Linked DNA regions of Mus musculus: region 2 is linked to region 1. A link is a loop called in an ENCODE intact Hi-C map of the cell type or tissue named here. Cell type or tissue: heart. All regions are shown on one strand. Links, peaks and the distances in the headings refer to the core of each region. The heading gives the core; the rest is flanking DNA.

Region 1 (15,501 bases), core at 4,216-12,215:
TTCTATTTGATACGTTGGGACTGTGGTTGGCTGCGAGTAAGGGAACTTGAAGTGCGGATGAGGCATCTGCTTCGGGGAACCTTACGCAAGAACTTGAACAAGAGCCAGGGAGGGAGTGATCTTGTAGGCCAATGAAGCAGAAGGCGCAGAAGCTTCATTCTGAGGACATTGTAGACAGCACCTCCTGCTCTGCACTGAGTCCTGTACCTCTGCACCACCACTGCAGCAGCAGAAGCTTCTCCTCAGCATGAGAGAGTCAGTCACCAGAACGTACTGAGATGGGGGAACTGAGGCACGCGCGCGCACATGCACGCGTATGCGCATGCGCACACGCACCAGTGTGTGTGTGCTGGGGCAGGCAGCAGACCTCACACTTCATGTCTCTCTATGGTCAAGTCTGCGGCCCCTCCACCCAACAGATGTAAAGATTGTCGATACCAAAGATGAGAGGCGAAAACTATCGACTCAAATCATCATGGCCCTATTAATTAAAGCAAGCCTTTTTTTATTCGTGCAATGTTTAGCCCAAGTCTGTGAGGAGAAGGAGCCAATCCATGATCGTCCCACTGAAGCATGCTTATTTTAGAGGCGCCCCCTCCCCCAGGACTGACCTCAGCTGTCTTACCCTAAGTCCGGCTTTTAGGAACAGCTCCACACTGGCTTTATGATGTCTCTTTTATGGGAAGAGCCAGAAGGTTAATTAAAAAAAAAATCTGTAAGTATCTTTACAGGGGTAAGATAATTGGTAGTTAGGGAAAAAAAATACCTCGACAGGTAAGATAGAAGAAGGAACATTTGCCATGTGGGAAGGGACCCATACTTTATGGGGTGGTCATGGCTATAGATCAAAGTATCCGGAAGACATAGTTTGCAAGAGAGAGGGCACATACGTCATGGGGTCATGAGTTTAGTGCAGGTGGAAAAACATGTTTTGTAGGGCTTAGGTTTAGGAAACAGAAACTTCTTCTTCTTCTTCTTTTTTTTTTTTTTTTTTTTTTTTTTTAGTGTTTCATTTACTTATTTATTTTGAAGTTTTTAATAAAAGTACATTTTATTCTGTGTGGGGCACATGCCATGGTACATACATGGAGGCTGAACTCAGGTTGTCAGGTCTGGCTGCGGATGCTTTATCATCAAGATGCCTTTCTGGCCCTTCTTAGTATTGTTTTGTTTTGCTCTTCCGATTATGAGGGTACAGGGCGTGGGGGGGGGCGCGTAAGTTTCTGCAGAGGCCAGAAAGCGCCAGGCCATCCTGATAGAGCTGAGGTACAGGTTGCTTGCCATGAGTACTGAGAACCAAACTCAGGCCCTCTGCAATATCAGTGTGCACTCAATTACCATCTCTCTAGCCTTGTTCTTACTGGTTTGCATAGGAAACACCAAAGGCAAACAACAGGATAAACTCATGGGAGGACTCGGTCTGGTACCCTTGTCCCCATGACCTTGACCGGGGTCAGGAGAAAAGGATGGCACGTGAGAGTGCACTGGGAGCCGAGGCACAGACTGAAGCCAGCCTGGGCTGTATACAATAACACTTGTCTCAAAATAAATGCAAGAAAAAAAAAATAAAACAAAAGCAAAAAAGGTGTGGTAGCTCAGGGGGAGTTACTGCAAGAGGACATCTTTTCTATGCTGACCCCTGCCCCGTGCTGTGGTCCTGGAAGGCTCACTGACTGCTCTTCTTGAAGAAGTACTGGAACGGGAAGAGAGCATTTAGAAACCTCAAGAAGCCTCTGGCTCCTGGCTCTTTCAGGGGTGGTGGACTGCTGTGTTGCAGTGGAGGGACAACCAAGCCTTGTAGGCCATGCCCCAACATAGCACCCTGTTCCTTGACAGCAATGGCATTAGAAGCTGGGGGATCCTGGTATTCCTGCTGGGCTTCTTCGTCCCTGCTCCTCTTGCTCTCCTTCAGAGGCTTCTTATTGCTGGAAGCTTCACTAGAAGTCTCCATCTTGGCCCCGTGTGACCCTGGCCTGCTAGGGGAGCTGGGCTCCTCCACGAGTTTCCGTTTCCACTTCATCATTGTGGCTTCTTCTGCTTCCTTCCCAGCTAGGACCAGCTCAAGAGGAATATCATCTGCTGGTTTCCTGAAGGCAGGTCTTCAGCAAACCATTTCATCTCTATATACAAAGTAAAAACAAACGGGTCAGGGGGTCAGGATGATTTCTTCATGTTTAGACTTCAGGTGGGAAACCCTCTCCCACTTGCTTTTATAGGGAAATACAATGAAGTGTTCTGTAACAAAGGGCTGCAGGCTGTCCATGTTTGCCAAGACTGCACGGATAGAACCCTCCAGCTCCTGGATGATAACTCCCTTATCCTCTATTTCTTCTCCTCTTACACAGTGTGTTTGAGAATTGGTACAAGGTTGCTCGCCCCCTCCCCCCAAAGTCTTCTCTGTAAAACTTGCAAGATCTTATATTTCTGATACTGTTGCCATATCTGATTTTGAACTTATACACATTGGGTCCTGCATGAAGGAACCTTGTCTCTGGAAATGGGTAGGTGAATGGTTTTAATGTATTGTTTTTGACGGTAGCCTCAGCCTTGAAGCGCTCAGGCGCTGATGGCCACACTTGTTGCTCACACACAGACTAAGGTTCCTCCAGCACCTCAGAAAAGTGGCCACACTTGACTTCCTGCTCAGAAATCTTTTTTTTTTTTCCAGAGAGGACGCCAAAGTCAAAAGACTGCAGGCCAGGGACTCAGGTTCTCGTCGGCCTCCTCTGAACTCGGCCTTTAGCCTGATCTGCACAAGCAAAGCCTTGGAACCTCCCCGAAACTTATTCTTAACTAAAGTAGAAACTATTCTTGAGGGCTATGGGGATTTCACAGCAGTTTGGCTCCTTTTCTGGTTTCCTAAAGACGCAGAGAAGAAAGGGGCCAGAACTCTGCCAAGAGTCTCCACGCCCTTTGTACAGATTGTGTGGCCTCTGGCCTCCTAGTAGAGCCCAGTCTCCTCAATAAAGTCTTCATGATATCAGAACTCATGGGAGATAGGGTCTCTGGATTCTCCAGCTATGGTGGGAGTACCTCCCCCCATCCCATTAGGTGGTGTCTGGTTTTTATCTGTCCTCTGCCCTCGGATGACCTCTGCATCCTTGGGATTCTTGGCTCAGCTCCCAGGGAGCTTTATCTCATATGCCTCCTCCTGTCTTCTTCCTTCTGGCTGCTTTCCCCCCACCCCACTTCTAGAGGCTCTTCTACAGACCTCCTTCTCCCAGCTCCCTTTTGTACCCCACTTGCCTTCCTGAGCCCTCTGAGCCCTCCTCCTCCCTGCTTCCCCAACCCAGGATCCTATGCGCCCTCTAGTGGCAGCAGCGTTCATTACTGCCCTACTTCCCTGGCCATAAGGAAATCACAGCCCAGAGACAGGAGAGCTATATTAGGGAACTCACTCTGCTAAGGGAACTGGCTGGCTTTGTCCCCTCTAAGCGAGCTATTTTATCTCAAAGGGCTCTCAGCTGTCCGTCCATAGGACCCCTGGCTGGCCTAGCAGATGGCCTCATCTTCTGTTGTGGAGTTCCTTTTTCCAGGCAAATCTTCAAAGTCTGTAAGATGTCTTCATATTGGTATGGAAGAGGAGTCCCCTGGGGACAGGCGCTGGTGCTGGGATCCCGGAGAGCTGACCTTGTGCTCTGCCTGCTGCGTGGTACCCAGCTAGGCTGAGCTCCTTCAGCAGGACAGGATGGCAGCGACTGAGTAACCCACCAGCATAAAAACTAGCCATTGGCTTCTGGGAGACCAAAAGGCGAATTGTGCATCCCGCAAAGCCACCAGGATTAACTAGGTTAGATGTGGATACCTACATGCCCTCAGCAGCCTCCCGTGGGAGTGAGTAATTTCCCAGTAGGAGAATGCTCCTACTAACCTGGTCTTGAAGTCGAGAAACACACGGGGCTGCTGCCAGCCACAGTGTTGGTAGCTGAGCTTGGGTAAGTGTTGGATCTTTTTTGACCTGGTTGTATTTCTCCACTTGTTGTAAGGCTGCCAACAGGCCAGATTTTAGTACATTAGTTGCTTTGGACCAAGGCTTGGTCTCTACTTCTTCCAGAAAGTGGGAAGCCACATGGCAGTTCCCAGGCTGTTTGGAGAGCAAGAGATTGGGTCCCAGCTGGAGCTGTCTGAGGCTGTGATTCTCAAAGCCCAGTTAAGCTACTGGTAATAGCTTTTACCTCAGGATTTGCTTGGTGCCCTCGAAGACACAGTGCAAGGGGCCGTTTACCACTTTCTGGACACTACTCAAGCTGATGCCCAGAGAGAGCCACACACAGACCAGTTGCTGCAGGCCAGGCTGTGACGGTCCTTAGCTGGAGGCCTGCATTCTGTCTTCTCTGCAGGGAGGCCCTGTGTCCTCAGGCTGGCTTTCCTTAGTACGTGTGTGACCCCACAGGGAGCATAGCTGAAGTCACAGCATTCCTAGTAGCCTTGGCTTTGAAGTCTCTGGAGGTCACTCTGCCACATGACCTCTGTGGGCTCTGGACTGATTCTTCTAATGGGAGTACTATTTAATGGGAACTACCTCTCACATTTTATTGCATAAAGCATGTGACTTCTTGCCTAATGGGTGTGTAGAAGTTAAGAAAAATGTCACGAATTAATTCATGTTCAGCTCGCTTGTTACTGAACCATGTACCACAATAAAGGATACATTTTAAACCTTTATTGGTAATAAAGGCAATAACTATTTTGCCAACACCGGCCACTTGTCATGGTGTCTTCTGCGCAAGTGAAAACAATTTACCTTTAAAAGGCATATACTTGCCGGGCAGTGGTGGCTCACGACTTTAATGCCAGCACTTGGGAGGCAGAGGCAGGAGGATTTCTGAGTTCGAGGCCAGCCTGGTCTACAAAATGAGAAGGACAGCCAAGGCTACACAGAGAAACCCTGTCTTGAAAAAACAAAAACAAAACAAAACAAAGGCATATACTTACAACACATCTCTAAGTTCTGGAAGGCAGAGGCAAGGGAATCTCTGTGAGTCTGAAGCCAGCCTGGTCTATACAGCAAGTTCCAGGCTAGACTGAGCAGTAAGTAGCGAGTGGGTAAACAACAAGAACAAAACCAAGCAAAACAAAACTAAACCAAGCCCAGGAAAGGCCCCAGAGCTGTTTACTAGACTCTTGGAACCAGGAAGACATGTTTGGCAATTGGGTATAAGGTAAATATAAGAAACACAGAGAAACAAACCCTCCACATAGTAGGGACGGATGATAAAATATTCCCTAGGACTATGATTAGTAGATGCCAGGGTTGTGAGTCACACTGCATGGCTCTTGCCTTCTCTCAGCCTAGGGCCACAGGAGAAAGAAGGGTGGAACTCAGGATATTGCAGTCAGAGCTTCTTGAAGTTGCTCCCAGTGGGGCAGAAGGCACAGCTGATGGGATATTCAGTGGATGTGGGGGTGCAGAAGGGGTGGGGAATAGCAAGCCACTGTGGAAGGAAACAGGAAAACTCCAACTCTGCCAAGTTATTGTGCTGTTTCTACTGTCTCCCCAACCCCCACACCTCCACTGTGGTCACGGTTCATCACGTACGAAGCTCGGTGTCTATCCCAACATTGGCTAGGAGGACAGCTCTGCGGGCTTAACTCTGTTCTTTCACCTTTCGGTGGGTTACTGGAATGGCATCGACATCTTCAGGCTTGCTAGGCAAGTGCCTTCATCTGCTGAGTCATCCCAGAGGTCCAGCTCCAACTATCTGGATAGCACAATTATCCAGTAAATGGTTCCTCAGATCCACAAATGAATACCCACATGGAAACTCTTCTCCCAAACAGATTTTAGGGTGCCTGATGGTTGTCAACTAGATTAGGTCAGGAAATACCTGGCAGGTTAGTAAAACTCAAGGTGAGGCGTTTGTAAACAGTTAGATCCTGAGGGTTCTGATTTAATCAATGGGAGATGGTAGGAGGTAGAAGACTGAATGAAGGCAATGAGCCCCTGGGGTTTGTGCCCCTGAGCCCTCTATCTCTGGCTTCCTCCTGAATCTATCTTCTCACTGATTTCTTCCTATGCTCCCTCTGTGGTAGGTGCCGTTAGAGACAGAGCCTAGGCCTTGACTCCCACACCACTAAAACGACAAGTAATAATGAGAAGTGAAAGATTTATTTTGCATAACCGCAACAGGAAGAGAAACAAATTACTGGTTCAATTTCTGCCCAGACTTCCATTAATGGCAGACAATGATGGGGAAGCTGAAGTGAAGTGTGTCTTTTGTGGTACCCAGACTAGGAAAACCCCAGAGACCACCTGGAACCATAACTCCCATGCAAGCACATGTAAGTCTTTATTCAAGCTTGAACTTGGGCCACACACCTTCCTGATGTAACGGGATAGGAGAATGGGCCCCGAGGTGTAGGTGAAGGGGGTTTATACAGGGAAAAGCTGCAGGCAGGGGTTTCTAAGCCTTGTCGTTATATGAGAGGGTAAAGGAATGTTGGTCTTGAAGCTAATTGTTTTACAGCACCCTGGTTATACCACAAGGAGCGACCACACTTCCAAAAGGAGCATCTTGACCTAGGAAAGACTTATGCTTCCTTCCTTCCTTCCTTCCTTCCTTCCTTCCTTCCTTCCTTTCTTTCTTGTTTGTTTGTTGTTTTGTTTTGTTTTTTTTTTTCAAGACAGGGTTTCTCTGTGTAGCCCTGGCTGTCCTGTAACTCACTCTGTAGACCAGGCTGGCCTCGAACTCAGAAATCCGTCTGCTTCCCAAGTGCTGGGATTAAAGGCATATGCCATCACTGCCCAGCTGATTTATGTTTTCTTAGTCCACTCTCTTGTTATCAGCTCGCTGCAGCTGCTGTGTCTATTTTGCAACTGCCAGGGACATTTCATGCTTTTTCTCAGACCTCACAGGGTAGTGGCCATGCCTCTCTAAGGGCAAATTAACTTAGAATGGAGTCTTCAACAAAATGGAGCTTATTCTGCTACCTCAGTCCCTTCACTTTCCCTTCCCCAAGCTGCTTTTCGTCATGGTGCTTTCTCACAGGGAAAGTAACCCTAACTAAGGCAGCAGGGATAGGGCCCCATCACTTGCAACATGGGCTCTACCGGGTGTGATTGGAACCCGTGGGCCCCTCCCTGCAGGCCGTGCTCAGCCAGCAAGGGCACCTCCAGCCGCTTTGTTGGCTTTCTCTCTTTCTTGGCCTCATCACATTTTTAGAACAGGGATTTGTCTGTGAAGTCACCACTCTATCCCATGCAGACCAACAGGATTCCCCTCCTGCTGGGGGAGACCAGAATGCACACGCCCGTTCCTGTGGGAGTGTCCTGTGTGCACACTCAGACTTTGGTGGGAAGGGAAAGTTTTCAAGGGTGAGACCTCACCAGTAGAGGGCAGAGGAACCAAGGGAACTATGGGTATTATCTTGCCTGCAGCATTTTTAAAATGTCATTTGAATTAGAAAGTAAGAGGGAATCTTTTTTTTAATTAGATATTTTCTTTGTTTACATTTCAAATGTTATCCCCTTTCCTAGTTTCCCCTCAGAAAATCCCCTATCCCCTCCCCCCTGCTCCCCAGCCCACCCACTCCCATTCCTGGTCCTAGCATTCCCCTATACTGGGGCATAGAGCCTTCACAGGACCAAGGGCCAGTAAGAGGGAATCTTGAGGCTGTTATTTTGGGCAAAAAGCTGTCAAGAGAAGTAGCTCCCTTCTCCCCACCCCAGTCTTCTCCTCTCTTCTGAGGTGTTGTGTCTATAGTCAGATACTAGAACACGCTAGGCAAGTGCTCAGCCACTGGGCTACAGCTAAAAATGTTCCATTTTTATCTTTATGTGTATGGGTGTTTTGCCTGCATGTATGGCTTGTGCACCACATACATGCTGTATCCAACACCGGTCAGAGGAAAGCGTTGGATCTCCTGGAACAGGAGGGTTGTGAGCCGTCATGTGGGTGCCGGGAATCAGAGTCAGGTCCTCTGGAAGAGCGTCCAGAGCTCTTTGACTGCTGATCCACTCTTTTAGCCCCATAAGGCCCTTAAAAGCACTCAAAACTCATGATAACAATAACAAAGGGAAACTTTGTGTAAGAAGTTGGGGGGTGTTGCAGGAGTCTGGCCTGCCATACACAGGATCTCAGTCAAGCTCTGGCTAGAGGTAGGAAATGGAGGAAGGGTTTCCCCTCAGCCCAGGGGCTGTTGATCAAAACCTCCATTCCCCAGAGCAGCACAGTCCTAACGGGTTGAAGTGCTGGTAGCAAGTAAGTGCTGAGCACTCCACTCAGCTCCGAGAACACTACGGAGAAGGAGGCAGAAAGAAAACGAGAAGTGGCAGTGTTGTAGAATATGCCTCCACTCTGTACCACCAAAACCACTTAAAAAAAAAAAAAAACCCAAGACCTCTCAGAGGACTGGGTTTCAGTTTTGGAATCCCCTGGCTGCTTGGTAGGTACTTTCCCTGTGCCTGTTGCTGTCTACTGTGTCTGGGATCCACGAGCCCTGCCCGACCCCCCATCTTTAAACTTTTTAATTGGCAGATAAAATGGACCTGAAATTCCTAAAGGGTGTAACACCGAGCTTACTTTGTTTTACTCAGCCTTGGATCTCTTCCCGGTGAAGCACGAAACTGGGCAGCAGGCTTGGTATACCAGTATCCTGTTGTGATTATTGTAGGATTGTTGAAGTCTGAGGCAAGGGAAGGTGTCCGGGATGTTTCCAAGAATTCTGTCCGTGATCTTGCTGCATGGCCCCCAGTGGGGGAGGGTGTGCCTTCAGCAGGTCTATCCATGCCTGAGGACCACGCTGTCCACATTCAGGTATTGTGTAAGGAGCAAGACACACAGCCCCGTCCAGTTCTGTGGGGAACTGTAGTATCTGGGACAATCTGGACTGGTTCCCACAGTGGGTCTGCCTAGCTTTAAAAGCTCACAGGGACCCTCTGCAGTGTAGGCAGACATACAGCTATGCCATTATAGCACTGAGGCTTGGGGAAGACTACATAGGCCGCTGAGGAGTGAAGTGGTGGAGTGGGAAGCTAGCTGTGTGATATGGGATTGAGCAAGCGACAGCACCCCTGTTCCCTTCCCTCCCCAACACCTGAAATAAATTTGTCTCTAAGGCCCCCGGAAACTGCAGGCCTGTGACAGAGGGGCTGTTGGGTGATCTTGCCGATACTTTTGTGATCATTCTTCCTTCTTGGGAATGGATGGTTCCTGACTGTAGCAAGACCATCGGGCTCCACACTTTTGCTCTCCCTGAGCAACTTTTCCCATTTCTTTAATGAGTAGGTGGAGAATTTTGTACATTTTTACACTTCTCTTCTTTTGATTAAAAATTCTACTTTGGAATCCTTTTTTTTTTCTTTCTCCAGTCTGCTCTAAGCTTTCAAAAGCATCAGTCCATGCCTGCCACACAGTGCTCAGTTATGCCTTCAGCTGAATATCTAATTCTTCACTTGCAAGTTCTAAAAATATTGGGATAGGAACAGAGTTAGACCAAGCTCTTCTCCACGTTCTAATGAGGGCAGTGGCTCCTCCAGTTCCCAGCCGCGTCCCCCTTCACTCTGCAGCTCCTCAGAGGATTGGCTGACATTTCCCAGCCATGCAACCATGGCCATGCCATGATCTCTGTCTCCTTTCTTGCTGAGTCCTTACAGGAATCACCTTTAAGGTGACAAAGACTCATGGTTTAACCATATATTATAGTTTGGCTCGGAAACCTGGGCTCTTTTGGGTTCTTCCTCTGGACTCTGCTATGTAAGTTTATTAAGAGACTCCACACCTGGGCTGGTGAGATGGCTCAGTGGGTAAGAGCACCCGACTGCTCTTCCAAAGGTCTGGAGTTCAAATCCCAGCAACCACATGGTGGCTCAAAACCATCCGTAACGAGATCTGACTCCCTCTTCTGGAGTGTCTGAAGACAGCTACAGTGTACTTACATATAATAAATAAATAAATCTTAAAAAAAAAGAGACTCCACACCATATCTGAGCAGGTTCCTCATCTGCATCCTTCAGGTGACATCTAGGGACCCTGGCTTGCCAGTGTCCTCTGCATTCTGATGTTTTCTTTTTTAGGTTTTTCATCCACCAAGTCTTCTATCCCTTGGCTCTAAACCACTATTAGTTCATGTTGAATTGAGAATTGAGACCAATACCCCACCTACAATCCCACAAGGGTGGGCACTTGTTAGGATGGTCTTCAATAGTCTGCCTTACTACTTTAATATGTTTCATGGACTAAAGAGACAGAGATTAAAACTCTCTGTCTCTGCCTTTAACTCTGTCTCCCTGAATTCATTCTATTGCTCAGGCTGACCTCAAGCTGAGCATCCTCCTGCCTCAATCTCCAGAAGGATGGGATTACTGCTGTTGCTCAGAATTCTAGTCTGTCCATCATCTTGTTCCCACGTATGCAACATCTGTCACAGCCCCACACCATTCCTGACACCAGTTTGCCCAGTCTTCAGTCTTTAAGACTGGGTAGCAGATAACCAATAGGAGCTGATGGTGCTAAGTTCTGGATTGGCACCAGATTGAGGCCTCTGTAGATGTAAGGTCTGCCAAGGGCTGCTTTACTTGCCCCACATAGTAAAAGGGGCAGAAGGTTCTTGGGGTTCTGTCTAGTGGCCATATCTGGTGCCTGCCCTACTCCATTGTTGGCTGAGACATGCAGAGGGCTTGGGAAAGGCTGAACACTCCCACAGAAAGTTCTCTGGAAGAACAGTCTGAGCTGCGCACTGCTGGTACCTCAGAGGGGACAGTGAGACAGACAGCTGCACAAAATGGACTTTTCTCTTTCCCCTGATCTTTAATCAAGAATCACCTTCTGCTTAGAACCAAATGTCAGACCAGGAGTTCTCGGGCCTTGGGACATATGCTGCTATATACTCTAGTAGTTACAGCTCAGAACACCAGTCAACACTGAGTGTTGCGCCCTCTGCTTGGAGGGGCTATTCAACCTTCACCACAGTATGGATAAGCACCAAAGGCCACTTGTTGCAGGCTTGGACCTCAAGCTGTGTCAAGAGCCAGTATAGAAACATGCATAAGGCAAACTCAAAGGACTGCTGGATGTGTTATGAGACCTTCACATAAGAACCAGCCACTCCGATTGAGTTTAGGACGAACTATGCACTGTTCATGCTGGTCAGGCCTCTGGCCAAGAACTCATGACCCAGTATCCTGACAATGTGCCTGTGGCAGGTGGCTTGTGCTTGGCTCTACAGAAGTGTGATACCTTCAGGGTTGGGGATGAAGTTTAGTAGATCATACACGGGGCTCTGGGTTCTATCCCTAGCACTTTACAAACTGGGCATGCAGGTGCACAGCTATAATTATAGGGTGTGTGCACACACACAGAGGCCCACACACAGATGCACACATGATCTAATGAAGTCAGTCTTCTCAGACATTGACTTTCTGCTTTGAGGTGGATCAGCCCACACTGTCTATGAGGGTGGCCAGGCTGGGCTCTCCTGGGAAAGCTCACTAGGTGGATCGTTGCTGTTCACCACTGACCAATGAGCCGTGTGGTGTGTGTGTGTGTGTGTGTGTGTGTGTGTGTGTGTGTGTGTGTATGTGTGTGCAAGCTGTGGTTGGGATATGTTTATGTACATGTGAGGGGTGTAACACTGGGTGTGTGTGAGTAATGAATATGGGGGTGCGTGTGTATAAGTTGTGGCTGATGTGTTAGGCCATGGGCAATGTGTTTATACATGTTGTGAGCAGAGGAGAGAGAAAGGGAGAGAGTACAGGGTCGGTGGTATGGTGGATAGTATGATCGTGCTGCCCAGCGAGGCCTTGTATCCTAGCAATGAAGAGTGTGGAGCTCTGGCAAGCCCTCACTTTCCTTCAGAACTGGGCCTTCAGAACTTGTGATTTCCATACTTGCTTCCCACTCGTCCTGGGCTTGAAGTCCAACCCTAGTAAGGAAGAAAAACAAGGGGTCCTACCAGCACTTGAATATGTCCAGAGAGAACACCAAGGTAGAGTTGTCTGGTGGCCCCTGGCCTCTGCGTGAGAAGCCAAGCCCTTGCAGTCCAGGCAAGAGGGTGGCAGGCTGCTTCCAATCCCACCAGCTTTGGATGGTGTGGACTCTGGCTGTGGAGGTGAGAGGGAAGGACTGAGTACCTTTCTTGGCACCGTGCTCTTTGCCTGTGTCTACAGAACTGTCACCCAAGGAAACATTGGTCACCAGAGCAGGGAAAAGCTTCCAGAAAGTTTGTCTGAAAGGAACAATTATTTCGGGGACTTGGAGACATCTGTATAGTATATGCCTGTTAGCCTTTTTTCTGGGGATGGCTTCTGAGCGACCCATACTCTGACTCCCCTGCCACTTTGTCTCCGCTATGTGGCTCTCCCCACCTGCTCTGCCCTCCCCCAGCTCCAGGCTTAACTCTTTTTATTGTTATACAAAAGGCATAAGTCAATTTCCACACACTAAAGCTTCTTATCTGATCTAGGGGTTGTCTTAAAAGACTCATCTCCTAAGCAGTTCTCATCCTGGTTTGCCAGGCTTTGTCTTGCAAAGGCTATGAGAACCCTTCAAAAGACTAACTCCATAAAATTCCAGAAAATGATCAGTGACAAAAGGCTACCTCAAAGCTTAGAGGCCACCACTCCAGATTCATGCCAGATACAAAGGTTCTGCTAAAACCCTGTTACAGACAACCAATCTCTGGACAGCAGCCTGACCAGATCTAGGCGGTTGCCAGCTTTTCCCAGCCTCCCCTTCCTGAGAGGGACCCACCCTTTGCCCTGGACAGCTTCAGAAGGGGACATGGGAGCAAGGAGAGAGGGGGTCAGACCTGGCAGAGCTGAAAGGGACGCTTTACTTAGTGGGGGAGGGGACTGTGGAAGTGAGTGAATGTAAGCTCTGAGCTGAGGAATGAGTGCTTCATAGATAAGAAAGAGCCCTGACAGCAGGTGTGGTGTTGCTGCTACTTCCCAAGCCCGTGCGCGCGCACATACTAATGTAAACATTAACACAAAAAACCAAAACAACAAAAAAACTTTTTATTGATTCTTTGTGAATTTCACATCATGCACCTGAATCCCACTCATCTCTTCATCCCTTCGTATCCACCATTCCCCCCCTTACAACCTCCCTCCACCCATAAAATAAAATAGGAGTTAAAAAGCAAAACAAAACATATTGCCACGGAAGACAGAGTGTGTCACGGTGTGTTCCTCAGTGCACCCTCTGTCCCCACATCTTCACTTGCAAACGTTCACTGCAATGAATCACTGGTCTGTTTCCAGGCCCCTGACTTCTGCTACACTATCAGTACTAGATCCTCCTAGGAATTCCTTTCAGATATCCTGTTGTTGCCCTGTGCCGTGGGGATCCTGCAGCTTTGGTTCTGCAGGACCGGCCCTTTCACATGCTCCAGCAGATCATAGATGGGGTAGATGTTGGTATAGGTCAACTCAAAACCCTAGATCTGGGCCTAGGTTGTAGCTGAGTTGGTCAGCCTACCAGTTCTCCTGTACCTATACCTCCAGGGTGAGCTCTCCGACACTACCCTGGCTAGCAAGGGGGCAGGGTCAGCTCTCCTGCTCTCATGTCCTTGGGGTAAGCTCATGTACACCTTTGCCACCAGGGCCAGCTTTACTGAGCTGCCCAGGTGAGGTGCAGGATCTGCTCTCCCAAGTGCTGCAGCCAGTGAGGGGCAGCGACAGCTCTCTCACTCTCATGACCTTGGAGCCAGCCTAGCACAGTGCCTCAGTCCAGCTAGAGACATCTGCATGGCCTGTGGTGGTAACATGGGCCTGAGACATCAACACAGACCCTGACTGCCACCGGACCACAGACCCAGACATGACTCTGGCAGCAACATGGTCCCAAATGTCTCCATGGTCTCAGTTGGTAGCACAGATGAGCATGTTCCCCATGGCAGCATGGCCCTCGGATATCCACATGGTCTCTGGTGGCAGCCCATACCAGGGACAGACGCTTGGCCTTTGGTGGTAACTCAGGACACAGACATTGACACAGACGCAAGCTGGAGGAGAGCCATGGAGCCAGACAGGGCCCTTGGTGACAGACTGGGCCAGGATCTGACCAAAAACCTCTTCTTTTGCCTGTTCCTCACCACCGACAAGTCTCCAGTTCACCTCTCTCTACCGTGTATCATCTCCTCGGCTGTGCTTTCTCTACCATCCTTCCTATCCCTCCATGATACATCCATCCATCACAGTGGTGCCCGTGGCAGGTGCTTGGTGGCTTTCTTAGGGCCACCACAGGCCAGCCAGCCCAGGGTGGGTGCTTTGGTGTCATTCATCTGGCCTCCCCAGCCGGGTAAGCACTTTTTTTAAAAAGAGAAAATTACCCTCCTTGACTCAGCTATTTAAGAAATATAGGATAACTTCTTTAGGCATTAAATGAGAGTAAATATTTAGCTATTAGGTCAATACCTTTAGATGTATTAAAATGATATATTCTAAACGTGTATGTGTGTGTGTGTGTGTGTGTGGTATTGTGTGGTATTGTGTGTAGGTGAGTGTACAAGTATTTATTGGTATGTGTTCCTGTGAGTATGTACTTGAATGCATGTATTTATGGACATGCTGTGAGTGTGTGTACATCTGTGTACATGCCTGAATGTCTGTTCATGTATGTGCACATGTGTTTGAGCAGCTGTGTTTGATAGTTCTAGTTCTGGGGTGGGTCTCAGCAAGTTCTGCCCAGTGTCTCTCTGGTGGCCAGAGCCTTGTGCTGTGACATTGGTTGCATGGGTTCTATGCTGGCTATGTCTCCACCTGACTGCATGTCTGGGGAGGTGACCCAGCTCTTCCACCCACTACCCAAGTGGCCCACTGTGCAGGGAGGAGGTAGCCTCTAGCTGGTCCCGGGGGTCTCACAAGATCTCCTGGTTCAAGACTTCTGCAGCTGCTACCGTACTTAGGGGCTGAGATGTTGTCCAACTGCCTAGCCTTTGTACAGAGGACATCTCTGGTCTGCTTAGGGGGAAGAGGATTCCTGGTGCTGGGCGAGCGTGTTTGCTATACCTTCATGATCAAAATTAGCCATTGCTTCAGAACTGCGAGTGAAGAAAATCAAACAGGAGAGAGACTGTGAGCGAGGCCAGGCCTTCACTGGGTAGTGGAAATGTGTGACTGGGTCTCAGGAAGGCTGTGCCTGCTTCTCTCATTGGCTTACTTAATGGCATGGTCAGTCTTCAGTGTCCTCAGGACATCATGGATATCTTAAGTCGTGTCTGCTCAAGTCCCTCACATGGGCTGGTGCATTGTACACATAGGGCCTGCAGCATCCTATGCTTCTTGTATTCTGTAGATGACAGCTAATGCCACGCAATGCATACACTAGCCAGGTGTGTTCAGGTCAAGTGCATGTTTCCCTGAATATTTTCTATCCCCACAGGCTCACTCTGCTCATGCTGTACCTGGTGTGGGGATGGCACTAGGAGTGACCTCAGAAACCGAGGTCAAGCAAACTGAGGCTGGGAGTAGCCGAGCTGCTTTGAGAATCTGTTCATAGTCACTTGTGAGCAAAACATTGAGCACTAAACAGTCTCTGGGACAAACCTTCAGTCCTTTTT
Region 2 (15,501 bases), core at 4,086-12,085, 160 kb after region 1:
GGGCTCTCACCTTGCCACATAACTGCAGCTGCGGAGGGCAAGAGAAGGAACTGAATGAGCTGAGGGTGCTGAGCAAGGCCCCTTGAAACCTGGACATACCTCAGCCCCTGCATCTCTTAGGTATGCCTTCCCTGAGTGGCCAGCCCACTTCTCTGGAGTCCGAGGCCCAGAGCTGTGAGGCAGCCATCCAGGAACATCAGGCTCTCTCCTGTCTGACCAACTCTCCTACAGTCTAACCAGATGGGCCAGTCGCCATTGTGTGGTTGCAACCGTCTCCTCCCCGGGTTTTGTTTTCAAAAGTCTGGCAGGGCAGCTAAGAGAGCTTCTTTGTCTCAGAAGAGGAAGTGGTTGTACACAGAACTTTCTAGAATACCCTCTAACCAACCTTTACAACTCCTAGGGAGGTAGATGCTATAGGCAGCCTGAGCTCTCTCTGCTTCTCAGGGCGACCACACATCTGCAGTCAGCACACTCAGGGAGCCTCCTGAAACCAGGCCTCTTACTACATTTGGATCCCTTAATGACAACAGACTCACCCTGCCCTGGGGCAAGAGATGCTAACTGCCAGCCAAGCTGAAAATCCACGTTCATTTAAGGTTGCCAAAGCAGAGGCCTACACACACACATACACACACACAGAGAGAGAGAGAGAGAGAGAAATTCTGACTGCCATGGGAAAGTACCAGGGCTCCTGACCCACAGTGGCATAGCACATGCAAAGCTTGGAGGTGGCTTGAGGGGCTTGCAGGAGCTAAGAGTGTAGAGCCCCTGAGAAAGCGGGCAATGGGAAGTGTAGTGGCCAGCCTAGGAAGGCTCAGATTCTCAGGACACCATTCAGTGAAGACAGCAAAGTGAGTTTCGAGACATCAAATATAAACAAGGCCCATGAAGACAAATAGGTGAGGACAGCAGGTGGAGTGGTGGGGGCTGTGCTGGGTTGGGTGGTCCAGGAAGAGCCAGTGGGCCAGATGTAGATGGGCAGATGGGTATACAGATGATGGGTAGATGAATGAGTGGATGGAAGGGTGAGTAGATAACTGGGCAAATGGATGGTCCATAGGAGGATAAGTGGATGGATGGAGGATGGATGATGGGTAAAGGATAGGTGGATGAGCAAATGGGTGGATGGTAGGCTGGGAGGATAAGGTAGGGAGACTGGGCTTGATCCTAAGAGCACCTAGGTCAGCAGAAGAGGGACACCATCCAGCCATGTCTAGGGTCAAGGCCTTGGCTCTAGGAAAGAAGTGATTGGAAGATGGTGAGGTTGGGGACATAGGCATAGCTTTCAATCTTGAGGGTCATGGGGTTGGCTGAGAGGTAGAGAGAGCCAGATAGGAGCCCCCAGGGCCTGCAGAGGGTATAGATGAAAGAGGTTGGTACACACAAGGAACCACTGAGGCACTGGCTCCCCAAGTGCTCAACAGAGGCCAGGGTGGGGAAGAAGCAACTAGAACTCTCCAGGGCTAAGGCTGGTCCTAGTGCAGCCAGAAATGGAAGGCTAGCCCCAGGATTAAGCCCATTGTGACAGCCAGTGAGAAGTTCTCTCTAATTCTTTCCATCTCCCCAGCTGGCCATCTGACTTGATCTCTTATATGATGTCTCCTCTACTCTGGGCACTGGTGTCTCTGCACTCCAAGGACCTGTCCACTCCTCCCTCTTATGTAACTCTGGGTGCAGACAGCATGCTCCTTGGGAGATCCCTGGCAGGGGAACTTAGGACCCTCCTCCCTGTCCTGAGACAATCCCCACACCCAGAGAAGACTACAGCACCAAGCAAACTCCTCACGAGCAACAGGCCCTTGCCCTGGATCCAGCATCAAAGTGGGATCCTGAGGGCACTTGGCTGAGCCTCCTGATCTAGCCTCAACCACGCGAGGATGAAGGAGCAGAGCCCAGCCTCCCATCCATCATGTGAGGACAGCCACCTTCTCCAAGGGTAGCACTAATGACAGACAGGTCAATAGGGCAGCAGTGTGGGGAAGTCATCCCTTTCCCTTCAGGGTAGAACTGGAGTTGTTTTCCCCAAGTCCTCTCCTATCCCCTAAGTTACCCATGTGTCACAGGCTCCTGTGTTGCCGCCCTTAGTCTTGCCAACTTTGACTCCCATCCCTGACAATGTCAGCTTTCTCTCCTAGTGCAACTTTTAGTCTCCCAACAACAGATACCATCAGTGGAGGTCATAGGCTAAGGATGAAGGCCTGGAGGGCAGAGATGCTGCAGACCAAGTAGCTCTTTTCTGGGATAGGTGGAGAGCTCGATGAGACTCCTCTGAGAGCAAGTCTTCACTGAGTCATAGGGGAGGGGGTGATGGGTGGGGTAGGAATTCACCCAAAAGTCCTGGAAGTATCTTAGGGATTGTCAAGACCTCATCCTGGGGATGGAGCGCAGGTGAGAAACTGGCTAGCACTCGATGTAATCACCCATACTGGTGTTATGACTAAGGGAGGCATCACATTACTTAATCTTACAACTGAACTCATCTCAAGTCTGTCCTCATTGCTAACAAAATATGGCCCACTGGCTCTTCCTGGACCACTCAACCCAGCAAGCCTTCATCACTCCCCATGCTGTCCTAACCTACTTGTTTTGTTCATACTTGATGTCTCGAAACTCATTTTGCGATCTTTACTGGATGTCATGAAAATCTGAGCTCTGTGTGTGCCTTGTGTACATCTATATTCCCATGTGTCCAGCATAAAGACATAAGCATGGATGATACTCTGCAAATCATACTTACAGGATGGGTGGGCAGGCAGACAGACAGATAGATGAATGGATAGATGGACAGATGGGTATATTGAAGATGGGTGGGTAGATGAATGGGTGGAAGAGAGAGTAGATAACTGGACAGATGGATACATAGATCCACAGGAGGATAGGTGGATGGATAGAGGATGGATGGGTGGGCAAACGGGTAGTTTTATAGGTGGGTGAAGGATAGGTGGATGAGTGAACAGGTGGACAGATGAGTAAGTGGATGGATGGATGGATGGATGGATGGATGGATGGATGGACTGGTAAGTAGATTATCAAGTAAGTGGATAATAGGAGACGGTTGAATGATAGATTGATAAATGGATAGATAAGCTGATTGAGGGATGGATAAGTGAATGAATGGGTAGAAAATAGAGGGTGCATAAATGATAGTTTGACAGTAAATAGACAGATGGATGGACAGAGTTAGATGATTGACTGATAGATGGTGAATGAATAAATAATAAACAGGTGATGGAAAATAGATGAGTGAATGAATGTGTACATGGATACATGACTGGCTCATGGATGAATGGTTGACAGACGAATGGCGGGAGAAGGTGCCTCTAGCCAATTGGTGGTGGTGGCCAGGGCCCCCAAGAATAATTTAAGGTGTGTGAAGGCTATGCCAGGCGCCAGACAAGTAAGCAGTACCCATGTCTAGGTTTGTGGCTCCATGCATAAAGGTTACTCCTGTGCCAGGAGAAAGGACTGTGGAGGGAAAGCCCCAGGTCTAGAGGCCAAGTGATGGCTCCTTTTCTTGAGTGATGCTGACAAGGATTTTTCTGCCTATCTCTGTGTCATCCAAGGCTCTACCTATGTGATTAAGGACAGAAGGGGCCCCAGGGAAACACTCCTCATTCTGTTGTCTGACTCACCGAGAATTTACAAGGCCTTGCAGAAAAAGAGCTAGCATTAGGGTGTGGCGTGGGAAGCCAAGACTCTGGGGCCCTTGGTGGGGTCCTCTTCACCAGCTGATGGGCACCAACCTCAGGTCCCAGCTTAGACAGATCTACGTAGGTCATTCAGTACTCCAAGAGTGCTCCCGCCCCCACCTCTCTAGTTGCCCTACTCATTCAGTGCACTACACAGAGCAATGATATCTGTGTCCCTCTCTCCTACTAGTCTGTGGCACAGAACTGTGCCCTGCCTCTCTCCTCCCCCAGGGTCCCTTATACAAGTAGTGACTAGAGTACAGGAGGTCCTTACAAAGTATTATGAATGAGTGAATGAATGAATGAATGAATGAATGAATGAATTGCTTTGAAGTACAGGGTGGCTTTGGGAGATCCTGGAGTGTGCCTACACCTTATACCCCAAGGTGTTTGAATACCTTCAGCCTAGGGATCTGACCTGTCTACTGAGTGCCCTCTTCAGGCCCGGAAAGACCCCTGGACTGTACTTTCAGAAGAGCTGTGGTGATCTGTTGCTCTTTCTTCACCCATATGCCTTTCTTCTGAGCCGCTCACGTGGTTCTTGTTATCTCTGTGTCTCAGCCACGAATGCAAGGGGGAGAGACATGAGCAGGGTGACCTCTGCGCCAGACAGAAGTCCAGGCTTGTCTCTCAACTTCCTGGCCAGTCCTGCTGAGATAAGGGAACAGCCAAGTCTGAGGGGCAGACAATAGTGTTCCCTGCCCTGTGTCCCATTCATCCCACTTCTTGGGCAATATTCTTCTGCCAACATCTCCAAGGGGGAAATTAGATCTCAGCCCCAGACCCCGGAAGCTGTGAACCAGGACCTAGAGGGCCCATGTTCTCAAAGCAGTGGCTCCGCATGAAGTGGGTACGGACAGCAGACAGTGAGGGAACTGATGGTGCCTGTGCCCATTCTATGTGTAACTGCCTCCAAGTTCCAGCCTGGCCACCTCCAACAGGACCCTTGTTGAGTGCCTCAATACCCACAAGTGCTCCTGCCACCGGAATCACAGAGTCTTCTAAGGACAAATTTAGTATGTGGCTCTTTTATACTTCTATAGAGCACAGCTGGGAACAGACAGCTGACACATCCTCCTAGCAGATCTTCCAAGGACAAAGACCCTTCTCACCATGGATCTCACAGATCCAAGACCCAACATGAAGGCTGAGGTCCCTGGGAGCAAGCAAGCATGCCGATACATCCTCCTACCCAGGGTGTAAGTGTGAAGCCTGTTGCACCCTGCTCTCAATCTCAGGCCCAGACTCCCCATTTCTTGTCTGCCCTTCATTCCCAGACCCCAGAACTCCACTGAGCCCAGGAGTAGCTCCAAACCTGTTTTTCCAGCAGTTTTCCAATGACTCATCTTCCCCTGTTTGCCAACTCTTCTGTCACCGCCCTGTCACGGAGTCCCAAGTTCTGTTCCCAAGGCTCAGAACCACCCTCCTATCCCTCTGCCCACTCATTCTCCCTATGTCTGATGTATTCAGGGAAGAGGGGCTGGAGCTGTACGGGCCTTTCCAAGGAAGCAGGGACCCTGAATTTCAGGCCTTTCCTGTGGCCTTCCAGGTGCCATAAGCAAATCCAGGGGAGGCAGATATTACCTAGCAACACAGGGGAAGGCTTGGGACAGAGCTGGACCTTCTCCAGGGGCTCTTATCCAAGTGACTTCCAGATTCCAGGTCCTGCCAAGTCCAAAACCTGCCTCAAGAAGAACCACATGAAAGTTCTAAGGACACTTGTCCGCTGACCCCAACAAGTAGCCATAGCTTTGCTTCACTTGATCTGGGATCTTCATAGCCCTAACCTGGCCATACCCAGCACACACAGAGACTCACTTCTCTCTCCTGACCCCACAGTCACCTCCACAAGGACCATTTGTTTCCCCTGGGGTTGGGTCCTTGATCCAAGTCCCCACTGGGTCAACGATGCACTGAGCCCAGAGCAGAAGAAGGTGCTCTGCGCCTCCCAACCTGTAGGTATTGAGACTTCCAGCATAGGCTGTGACTGAAAGAGTTACCCAGTGGTGATTAGATGCCGAGAGTAACAGACAGAAACAGAAAGGCAAAGACAAGGTGACCCAGGTACAGGCACGCAATCCACAAGGAAACGGAGAGCCAGAGAGAGCGGCAGAGACAACAGCAGGAGGGATGGAGACTCAACAGCATCCAGTGTCTGGAGCAAGAACCAGAATGGTCTGCCAGGCTTCTGACCACAGCCAACCCTGCTCAGGAAGGCTGCGGGGCTGAGGGGACCAGGCACTCCAGTCCCTCCAGGTGGCAGAAGCCAAGCCTGTACTGAGGGCATGGGGCCAGGAAGGGTGGGGTGGACCTGATTTGCATGCTGCTTTCTGGCCTGCCCTCGATCCTCCCACAGCTCCTGTCTCATCTATAAGATCTGGGGAGAGAAAGGGTCCCCAGTGCTTCCAGATGATGTTTAGGATGAAGACAGCTCTGCTCGTCCTCCTTGTCTTGGCTGTGGCCACTAGCCCAGGTGAGCGGCTGCACTTGGGGGCTGGGAAGGGGTGGATAGCTTTGTCTAGATGCTAGACACTCATCCCTAGGCAGGCTGGGCTTGACAGAATGTCATCAAATGAGGGAAGATGGAATTTAGGCTCGGAGAACGCTAGGGGTGCTTGGCTCTTAACATTTAAAACAAAATGAGTTTGATATCTTAACTCACCGGATCTTAAAATCACACTATTTCAGAATCAGGCAATTTTTGCACTAACTCTTAGAAAAGGGGCATTTTGAGAGAGAGGAGAGCTGGAGATATCTTGAGAGGTTTCCCTTACTGCCTTTGCCACCTCTTATCTGTCCTGGGCAACACTAGGGTGGTCAAGTCCCTCTTTCTCCGGGCTCTTCAGAATTCAGACCTTTGGTGTGGAGGACACTTAGCAAAGACCAGGAATCTCCTGAGGTTCTTGAAAAGTCTCTCTTCTCCGTACTCCCTCTGCTTTCTCACCTCTGCCCAGGGGTGGCACTGACTAGAATGTCCTCTCTAGGGCTTTAAGGAATATCTAGACACCCTCTGAGCCAAACACAGGCACGAGCTTTGTGGCATCTGGGGCAGAGGTTAGGGTGACAAATTCCGAAGGCTCTGGTTGGGGCAAAGACCTTTACTTGACTGACTCAATAACCCTCATCCTTCAGCCTGGGCACTTCGATGTCACGTGTGCACCAACAGTGCCAACTGTAAGAACCCTCAGGTCTGCCCGTCCAACTTCTACTTCTGCAAAACCGTCACCTCAGGTGAGTGGCAGCCCAAGTCCCTCAGGGCCAAGAGATCAGCCCTAGGCTTGATCCTGGGAATGGGCCAGTCGTGGTGAAAGTGGTGGTCAAGAGTGGGTGATGCTCGGTGGGAGCCAGGGTACACTAAGTCAGGCCTGATGCCCTTTTCCTTTCTGTGTGCAGTGGAGCCTCTGAATGGGAACCTGGTGAGGAAAGAGTGTGCAAACTCATGCACCTCCGACTACAGCCAGCAGGGCCATGTCAGCAGTGGTTCCGAGGTCACACAATGCTGCCAGACTGACCTATGCAACGAGAGGCTGGTCAGCGCTGCACCTGGACATGCCCTGCTCAGCAGTGTCACCCTGGGCCTGGCAACGAGCCTCAGCCTGCTCACTGTTATGGCTCTCTGCCTGTAATGTACTGCTTGGAATTTCCCTTGCCCCTTCCCTTCTAGTCGTCAGTGTCCCCACGGCCCATGCTTTAGCCATGATGGAGGCACCAGGCGCTAAGGCTGGGGGATACCCTTCAAGGCTGGGGCTGGGTCTTGGTGGGCACCAAGAGCTGATGACATATATAGCACAGTGCCTCCCCCAGGACAGGAAGATGTGGCTTGTGTCCCAGCATGGAAGATGGGGGACAGACATGCTTCCACCCCTCTGATTTTGTACTTGTTCCAGTTATTTTTTTTCTACTTGGAAATAAATGATCTAACAATACTGTGGCTGTGTGGAGTCGTGAGTGGGATAGTAAGTTTTCTGGTACATGTTACCCTGGGCAAGCCTGGGCAGCATGCAGTAGCTCCTGGCACTGGACCTGAAAGGCACCTCCATCTTGGAAGGGGCAAACTCTCTCCAAGTCCCATGTGGGGAGGAAGGACAGTGTACCCAGGCCTCAACCCTGAGATTGTTTCCCCAAGGTTCCTCATAGAGTTTCAAGGGCACTGCACATAGCCAAGGTCCAAGGTGAGTCCAGCTACCAGGACCTCACTCACTCCTTAGGGACTCTTCCAGATGAATGTATGTTGGGGTGGGAGGTGTGACTCAGTACCAGCTGACGAGATGCAGACTAGAAGGGCCCTAAGCAGAGTACAGCCCTAGAGACCGTCTATCTAGGCCCACTGCTTGCTTTCCCATGAAATAGGTTCCTGATGCTGCCTAGGCCCTGGGTGCTACTTAGATTTCTGTAGTTTCCTGAATAGGGTGAGGCCGTGTGGTTGGATAAGGTACAGGTATTCAGCAGATATCCAAACATGCAGTCCTCCTTGCTGCTAAGCAGGCTAGCCCGTTCCACTGTAGCTACTATCCTGCATGCCCACGAAGGTGGGCCTATATGGCAAACCCTGCCCTTTGCAGATGACAGTGGTATAGTGAGGGTCCCTCTTCTCTTTATGCACTTACACCCTGATCCTTAAAGAAGACTAAACACCCTGCTTCCGAAAGAGGGCTGTGAGAGGTGGCATATGATCGAAACTCCCTAAGCCACCAAGCCTCAATGTCTAGGTAAGCTACTGCTTGGTCTGGGGTGAGCCCTGGTACCTCCACCCAGTGAGTCTCTTTCTCTGGGCCTCTCCAGGTCCTCACGTAGAGCAAGGCGCTGACTGGATCTGCTGAGCCTGGGATATTTTACACAGATTCCCACGCCCAGCCACCATTGTCTGTAATGGAAGCTGGTCTGCTCTAGAGCCACCACCCTGTCTACCAGACACTGTAGGACATTCATCTACCATGAGCAAGAGAGATGGAGGGAAAGGCAAGAAGGAACATGCCCCAACCCAAGAAATTGGGAAACTTTCTAAGAGACACGGGAGACACCCTGCATTGGCTGCTGTGTGGTGGCTGTTCCCTGTGACTGCCATACCTGGAGCTGAGGGCCAAGCCTGGTGCCAGTGCACCCCCTTGTGGTCAGCAGAGTCAAGCGGCGGAAGACACCTGTTAGGAGGGAATTCTTTGCCAGGCTAGCCACATTCCATTCGCAACACTTCCCGCTCCTCTCTGCAGGTGCTCTGCAGTATTCTGGGCATAGAAGCTACCTGCACATGGGAGTTAGGCAGAGAAGAGGGCTAGTGAAGCCCAAACTGAAGTTCTAACCATTTCCAAGTGTGGAAACAGTCTGGGAGCTGGGAAGTGACTCCTAAGTGCCCCCCTATCAGGTCAGGCATAGGAATGCTAGTGATGAAGACCCTTGACAGCTCCCTGGAGACAGGAAAGGATGTAGTCCCACCCCAGAAATCAGGAAGCCCACAGACCACCTAGCTCCAGGATGGAAGGAAGAACCAGTGTCATCAGCTGGGTCTATGATGGCTTGCCACAGCTGACATGTAGAGGACAGCTGTTGTGTGTCCTTTTCTGGTGAGATATGAACCCCAGACATGGCACTGATGGCAAAGGAACAATTTATCTAGGTCCTTTGGAGGCTGTGTAAAGGAATGTGTGTGAATGGTCACTTGAAGACATGGGTGACTCAAAGGCAGCCATGTCACGAAAACTCCCACCTCAGCCTGGGGGACAGCTCATGAAAGGTTCATCCTTATAGAGTCTCCTGTCTTCTACCTGTAGAAGCCTGGGGGGATGGAGCTGATGAATCTTGTGAGCTTTGGGGCTTCCTGAGACCTACGAGACTTATTTACTTCTTGAGCCTTGTAAACCCCCTCTATGTCCTGAGTCTCAACAAGCCTCCCTTCTGCATGTTTCAATTAGCAGGGAAAGGTTGCATAGCCACCATCAAAGAGTGGACTCAAGGGGGCTGGAGAAATGGCTCAGTGGTTAAGAGCACTGACTGTTCTTCTAGAGGTCCTGAGTTCAATTCCCAGTAACCACATGGTCCATCTGTAATGGGATTTGATACCCTCTTTTGGTCTGTCTGAAGACAGCAACAATGTACAGTGTACTCACAAATATAAAAATCTTTAAATTAACTGGGGTTCCAATGGAACACAACAGCATCTGCGGCTGGCAAGAGGCCACAGAACAGACAAATCCCCCAGCCAAGCTCTGTCTTCTCACCTGAAGTCTACAGGCATCTCAAACTCAGCTCTGCTTCCCTTGTATGATCTCACTGGACAGCTTCTCTGGCACTCATAGACCTAATCTAACCTAATTTCAACCCCCACTGACCAGGCTGGCCAGCCCATGGCAGTATCTACAAAGCTGGGAGCTCTCTCCAGCTACACACAACCGTGTGTGTGTGTGTGTGTGTGTGTGTGTGTGTGTGTGTGTGTGTGTGTGTGTGTGTGTGTACAGAGCCTGGGGTCAGTGGGAAGCAGGCAGTCCAGTCCCTCATTTCTGGAGTTCCTCCTACAGGAGCCCAAGCCCAACAGAAGGCCCCAGTGGTGATCCTAGCTAGAAGCAGCCTCAGGAAGGCACCTAGCGGCCACGAAAAGGTCTGGGCAGATCTCTGACCTACCTAGGGCAAGGAGAGACACTGTTTCTTTTGCTTTAGTAAAAGACACACCAGGCAACCAAGCACAACTTCCAAAGATCAGGTAGGGAAACTTCAAAACCCAACTGATCGTGTCTTCTAAGAGGGCCAGCCTACCCAGAGCATCTATTGTCCTCACCATCCCAATGGGTGTGACCTATAGTCTCATTGGCAGCTCAGACTAATAGCCTATTTCTCACAAAGAACATAAAGACTGCCTATCTCCTGTTCCTCTAGTCATTCACCTGGGTCTGGCTTCTGGCAAGCCCTTTATCTGTTCCAGCCATGGACAAAAGGGGGCTGGTGCTCATTCTGGGCATGCTCATAGAACTAGCCTTAGAATTGACCAATTCTCTTACTGTTTTGATTTTTCTATTTCACTGATTTCTTCCCTGTTTTGCTTTTAGTATGTATGTATGCATGTGTGTGTATATGTGTGTGTGTGTATGTGTGTGTGTGTGTGTGTGTGTAGACCAGAGGCTGATGCTGAGTATCTCCCCTATAACTCTCTACCATAAATGTTTTTGACTCAAAGTGGTTCTCTGAAAAGTGGAGCTGGAAGATTTGGCTGGACTGGCTGGCTAGGGAGCCCCAGTGACCCCCCCCCCACCAGCCTGCCCTTCCCACTGTGTTTTCAGACAGACACCACTTAGTCCATCTTTCAGGTATTCATTTTCTGAGCAACAGAACCTGCTTTGTTTTCCCAAGCGCAGAAGTTCAGGTGTCTCTCCAAACATCATTTCAGAATAACGTTTCTTCAGAGGGCGCCTTCTGATCTAACAGTGCATAGACACTCAGCATCCACAGTGGCTAGCCGGGCTTTTCCACAGTGCTGGAGATCTGAACCCAGGTCTTCAGACTTGGACACGGAACACTGTGCCCACTGAGCTGTCTCTCCAGCTCTGCTCATGTTTTGCTATGTTTTGCCCTCTCTGGGTTTGATTTGCACCGACTCCGGTTTCTCACCTGGGACCATTCTCCCGCTTGCAACATCACTTCCTGTGCATCTGCTACAACAATGCTTTCAGGGCATCTTGCTGTGACTGCATCAGAGGCTGTGATGGGCTGTGTCTTCTCCATCTGCCAGGAATATTTTCTGACTTCCTGATTGATGCTACTCTTGCCCCCCTGGGTTACTTAGAAATGTGCGGTTACACGGCTTCTGGACATTTGTAACAATTTTGTTCTGATAATTTTTAAATCTTTGTTGTTGTCATTGATAGTGTTTTTTCTATTACTTGGGAGACAGTGCAGGCACACACACACACACACCACAGCAGAGGAGTCAGAGAACAGCTTTTGGGAGTTGGTTCTGTCCTTCTGCAATTGGCTCCAGGGATCAAACTCAGTTGTCAGGCTTGTATAGCAGGGAGTGTTATCCACTGAGCCTTCTATCTAACCCCACTGCCACAGACTTTTAATCAAAGTCCATTGCCATCCAAGGTATGATTTATTTTTTTTAACATAAATCAACCTGGGATGTTATTCTTTATCCTTCCTTCTCTAGCTTTATGGTCTTTTATTATAGGATAACATAGCTTGTTTTTCTTCCCAGTTGTCTTTTTAAAAATATTTATTTATTTATTTATTTATTTATTTATTTATTTATCTATTTATTTAATGTGTGTGAGTACACTGTCACCGTCTTCTGACACACCAGAAGAGGATATCTGATCCCACTACAAATGGTTGAGAGCCACCATATGGTTGCTGGGAATTGAACCCAGGTCCACTGGAAGAGCAGTCAGTGCTCTCAACCACTGAGCCATCTCTCCAGTCATTTTGATCCTTGCCCATGCATGTATTGAGATTTACTTGATGGCTCAGAATATGGTCTGTCTGAATTACTTTTCTTTTTTAAAAATATTTTTAATTAGGTATTTTCCTCAATTACATTTCCAATGCTATCCCAAAAGTTCCCCCATAACCCCCCCCCCCACTCCCCTACCCACCCATTGCCACTTTTTGGCCCTGGTGTTCTCCTGTATTGGGGCATATAAAGTTTGCATATCCAATGGACCTCTCTTTCCAGTGATGGCCGACTAGGCCATCTTTTGATACATATGCAGCTAGAGTCAAGAGCTCCGGGGTACTGGTTAGTTCATAATGTTGTTCCACCTATAGGGTTGCAGATCCCTTTAGCTTCTTGGGCACTTTCTCTAGCTCCTCCATTGGGGGCCCTGTGATCCATCCAATAGCTGACTGTGAGCATCCACTTATGTGTTTGCTAGGCCCTGGCATTAGTCTCACAAGAGACAGCTATATCAGGGTCCTTTCAGCAAACTCTTGCTAGTGTATGCAATGGTGTCATCGTTTGGAGGCTAATTATGGGATGGATCCCTGGATATGGCAGTCTCTAGGTGGTCCATCCTTTTGTCTCAGCTCCAAACTTTGTCTCTGTAACTCCTTCCATGGGTGTTTTGTTCCCAATTCTAAGAAGGGGCAAAGTGCCCATACTTTGATCTTCATTCTTCTTCAGTTTCATGTGTTTTGCAAATTGTATCTTATATCTCAGATATACTAAGTTTCTGAGCTAATATCCACTTATCAGTGAGTACATATCATTTGAGTTCTTTTGTGATTGGGTAGCCTCACTCAGGATGATGCCCTCCAGGTCCATCCATTTGCCTAGGAATTTCATAAATTCATTCTTTTTAATAGCTGAGTAGTACTCCATTGTGTAAATGTACCACATTTTTCTGTATCCATTCCTCTGTTGAGGGGCATCTGGGTTCTTTCCAGCTTCTGGCTCTTATAAATAAGGCTGCTATGAACATAGTGGGGCATGTGTGACTTCTTATCAGTTGGAACATCTTCTGGATATATGCCCAGAAGAGGTATTGCGGGATCCTCCGGTAGTACTATGTCCAATTTTCTGAGGAACTGCCAGACTGATTTCCAGAGTGGTTGTACAAGCTTGCAATCCCACCAACAATGGAGGAGTGTTTCTCTTTCTCCACATCCCCTCCAGCATCTGCTGTCACCTGAATTTTTGATCTTAGCCATTCTGACTGGTGTGAGATGGAATCTCAGGGTTGTTTTGATTTGCATTTCTCTGATGATTAAGGATGCTGAACATTTTTTCAGGTGCTTCTCATCCATTCGGTATTCCTCAGATGAGAACTCTTTGTTTAGCTCTGAGCTCCATTTTTTAATGGGGTTATTTGATTTTCTGGAGTCCACCTTCCTGAGTTCTTTATATATATTGGATATTAGTCCCCTATCCGATTTGGGATAGGTAAAGATCCTTTCCCAGTCTGTTGGTGGCCTTTTTGTCTTATTGACGGTGTCTTTTGCCTTACAGAAGCTTTGCAGTTTCATGAGGTTCCATTTGTCAATTCTCGATCTTACAGCACAAGCCATTGCTGTTCTATTCAGGAATTTTTCCCCTGTGCCCATATCTTTGAGGCTTTTCCCCACTTTCTCCTCTATAAGTTTCAGTGTCTCTGGTTTTATGTGGAGTTCCTTGATCCACTTAGATTTGAGCTTAGTACAAGGAGATAGGAATGGATCAATTCGCATTCTTCTACATGATAACCACCAGTTGTGCCAGCACCACTTGTTGAAAATGCTGTCTTTCTTCCACTGGATGGTTTTAGCTCCCTTGTCGAAGATCAAGTGACCATAGGTGTGTGGATTCATTTCTGGGTCTTCAATTCTATTCCATTGGTCTACTTGTCTGTCACTATACCAGTACCAAGCAGTTTTTATCACAATTGCTCTGTAGTAAAGCTTTAGGTCAGGCATGGTGATTCCACCAGAGGTTCTTTTATCCTTGAGAAAAGTTTTTGCTATCCTAGGTTTTTTGCTATTCCAGATGAATTTGCAGATTGCTCTTTCTACTTCGTTGAAGAATTGAGTTGGAATTTTGATGGGATTGCATTGAATCTGTAGATTGCTTTTGGCAAGATAGCCATTTTAAGGCTATACTCAACAAAACTGGAAAACCTGGATGAAATGGACAAATTTCTAGACAGATACCAGGTACCAAAATAAAATCAGGATCAAGTTAACGATCTAAACAGTCCCATATCCCCTAAAGAAATAGAAGCAGTCATTAATAGTCTCTCAGCCAAAAAAAAAAAAAAAAACCCAGGACCAGGTGGGTTTAGTGCAGAGTTCTATCAGATCTTCAAAGAAGATCTAATTCCAGTTCTACACAAACTATTCCACAAAAAAGAAGTAGAAGGTACTCTACCCAACTCATTCTATGAAGCCACAATTACTCTGATACCTAAACCACAGAAAGATCCAACAAAGATAGAGAACTTCAAACCAATTTCCCTTATGAATATCGATGCAAAAATACTCAATAAAATTCTAGCTAACCGAATCCGAGAACACATTAAAACAATCATCCATCCTGACCAAGTAGGTTTTATTCCAGGGATGCAAGGATGGTTTAATATATGGAAATCCATCAACGTAATCCATAATATAAACAAACTCAAAGACAAAAACCACATGATCTCCTTAGACGCGGATAAAGCATTCGACACGATCCAACACCCATTCATGATAAAAGTCTTGGAAAGATCAGGAATTCAAGGCCCATACCTAAACATGATAAAAGCAATCTACAGCAAACCAGTAGCCAACATCAAAGTAAATGGAGAGAAGCTGGAAGCAATCCCACTAAAATCAGGGACTAGACAAGGCTGCCCACTTTCTCCCTACCTATTCAAAATTGTACTTGAAGTCCTAGCCAGAGCAATTCGACAACAAAAGGAGATCAAGGGGATACAAATTGGAAAAGATGAAGTCAAAATATCACTTTTTGCAGATGATATGATAGTATATATAAGTGACCCTAAAAATTCCACCAGAGAACACCTAAACCTGATAAACAGCTTCGGTGAAGTAGCTGGATATAAAATTAACTCAAACAAGTCAATGGCCTTTCTCTACACAAAGAATAAACAGGCTGAGAAAGAAATTAGGGAAACAACACCCTTCTCAATAGTCACAAATAATATAAAATATCTTGGAGTGACTCTAACTAAGGAAGTGAAAGATCTGTATGATAAGAACTTCAAGTCTCTGAAGAAAGAAATTAAAGAAGATCTCAGAAGATGGAAAGATCTCCCATGCTCATGGATTGGCAGGATCAACATTGTAAAAATGGCTATCTTGCCAAAAGAAATCTACAGATTCTGAATTACTTTTCTATTGGTGGGACAAAACA

The links. A loop is a pair of places that touch in the nucleus more often than their neighbours do. Peaks named below come from ENCODE experiments on the same cell type or tissue, not always from the same donor. Only the 100,000 strongest peaks of a DNase experiment are listed, where the experiment ranks them.
Region 2: it touches region 1 in a loop (4-fold over the local background); 13 of 42 quality-filtered maps call a loop at or near these places.

The regions. Positions count from the first base shown.
Region 1 is chr15:74,911,465-74,926,965 of GRCm38, reverse strand. Gm39556 (a long non-coding RNA gene) reads right to left here and starts at 482. Exons shown (of 5, transcript XR_003951655.1): 1 at 1-482. It also overlaps the pseudogene Gm6610. In heart, for the core only: a CTCF peak has its summit at 7,303 (motif pointing right); DNase peaks (open chromatin) are centred at 4,285, 5,395 and 7,185; H3K27ac peaks cover 1,363 bases.
Region 2 is chr15:74,754,170-74,769,670 of GRCm38, reverse strand. Ly6d (lymphocyte antigen 6 complex, locus D) reads left to right here and starts at 6,104. Exons shown (of 3, transcript NM_010742.1): 1 at 6,104-6,162; 2 at 6,822-6,920; 3 at 7,083-7,615. The coding sequence starts at 6,111. The coding sequence ends at 7,315. In heart, for the core only: a CTCF peak has its summit at 8,797 (motif pointing left); no DNase peak of the experiment used is centred there; H3K27me3 peaks cover 3,018 bases.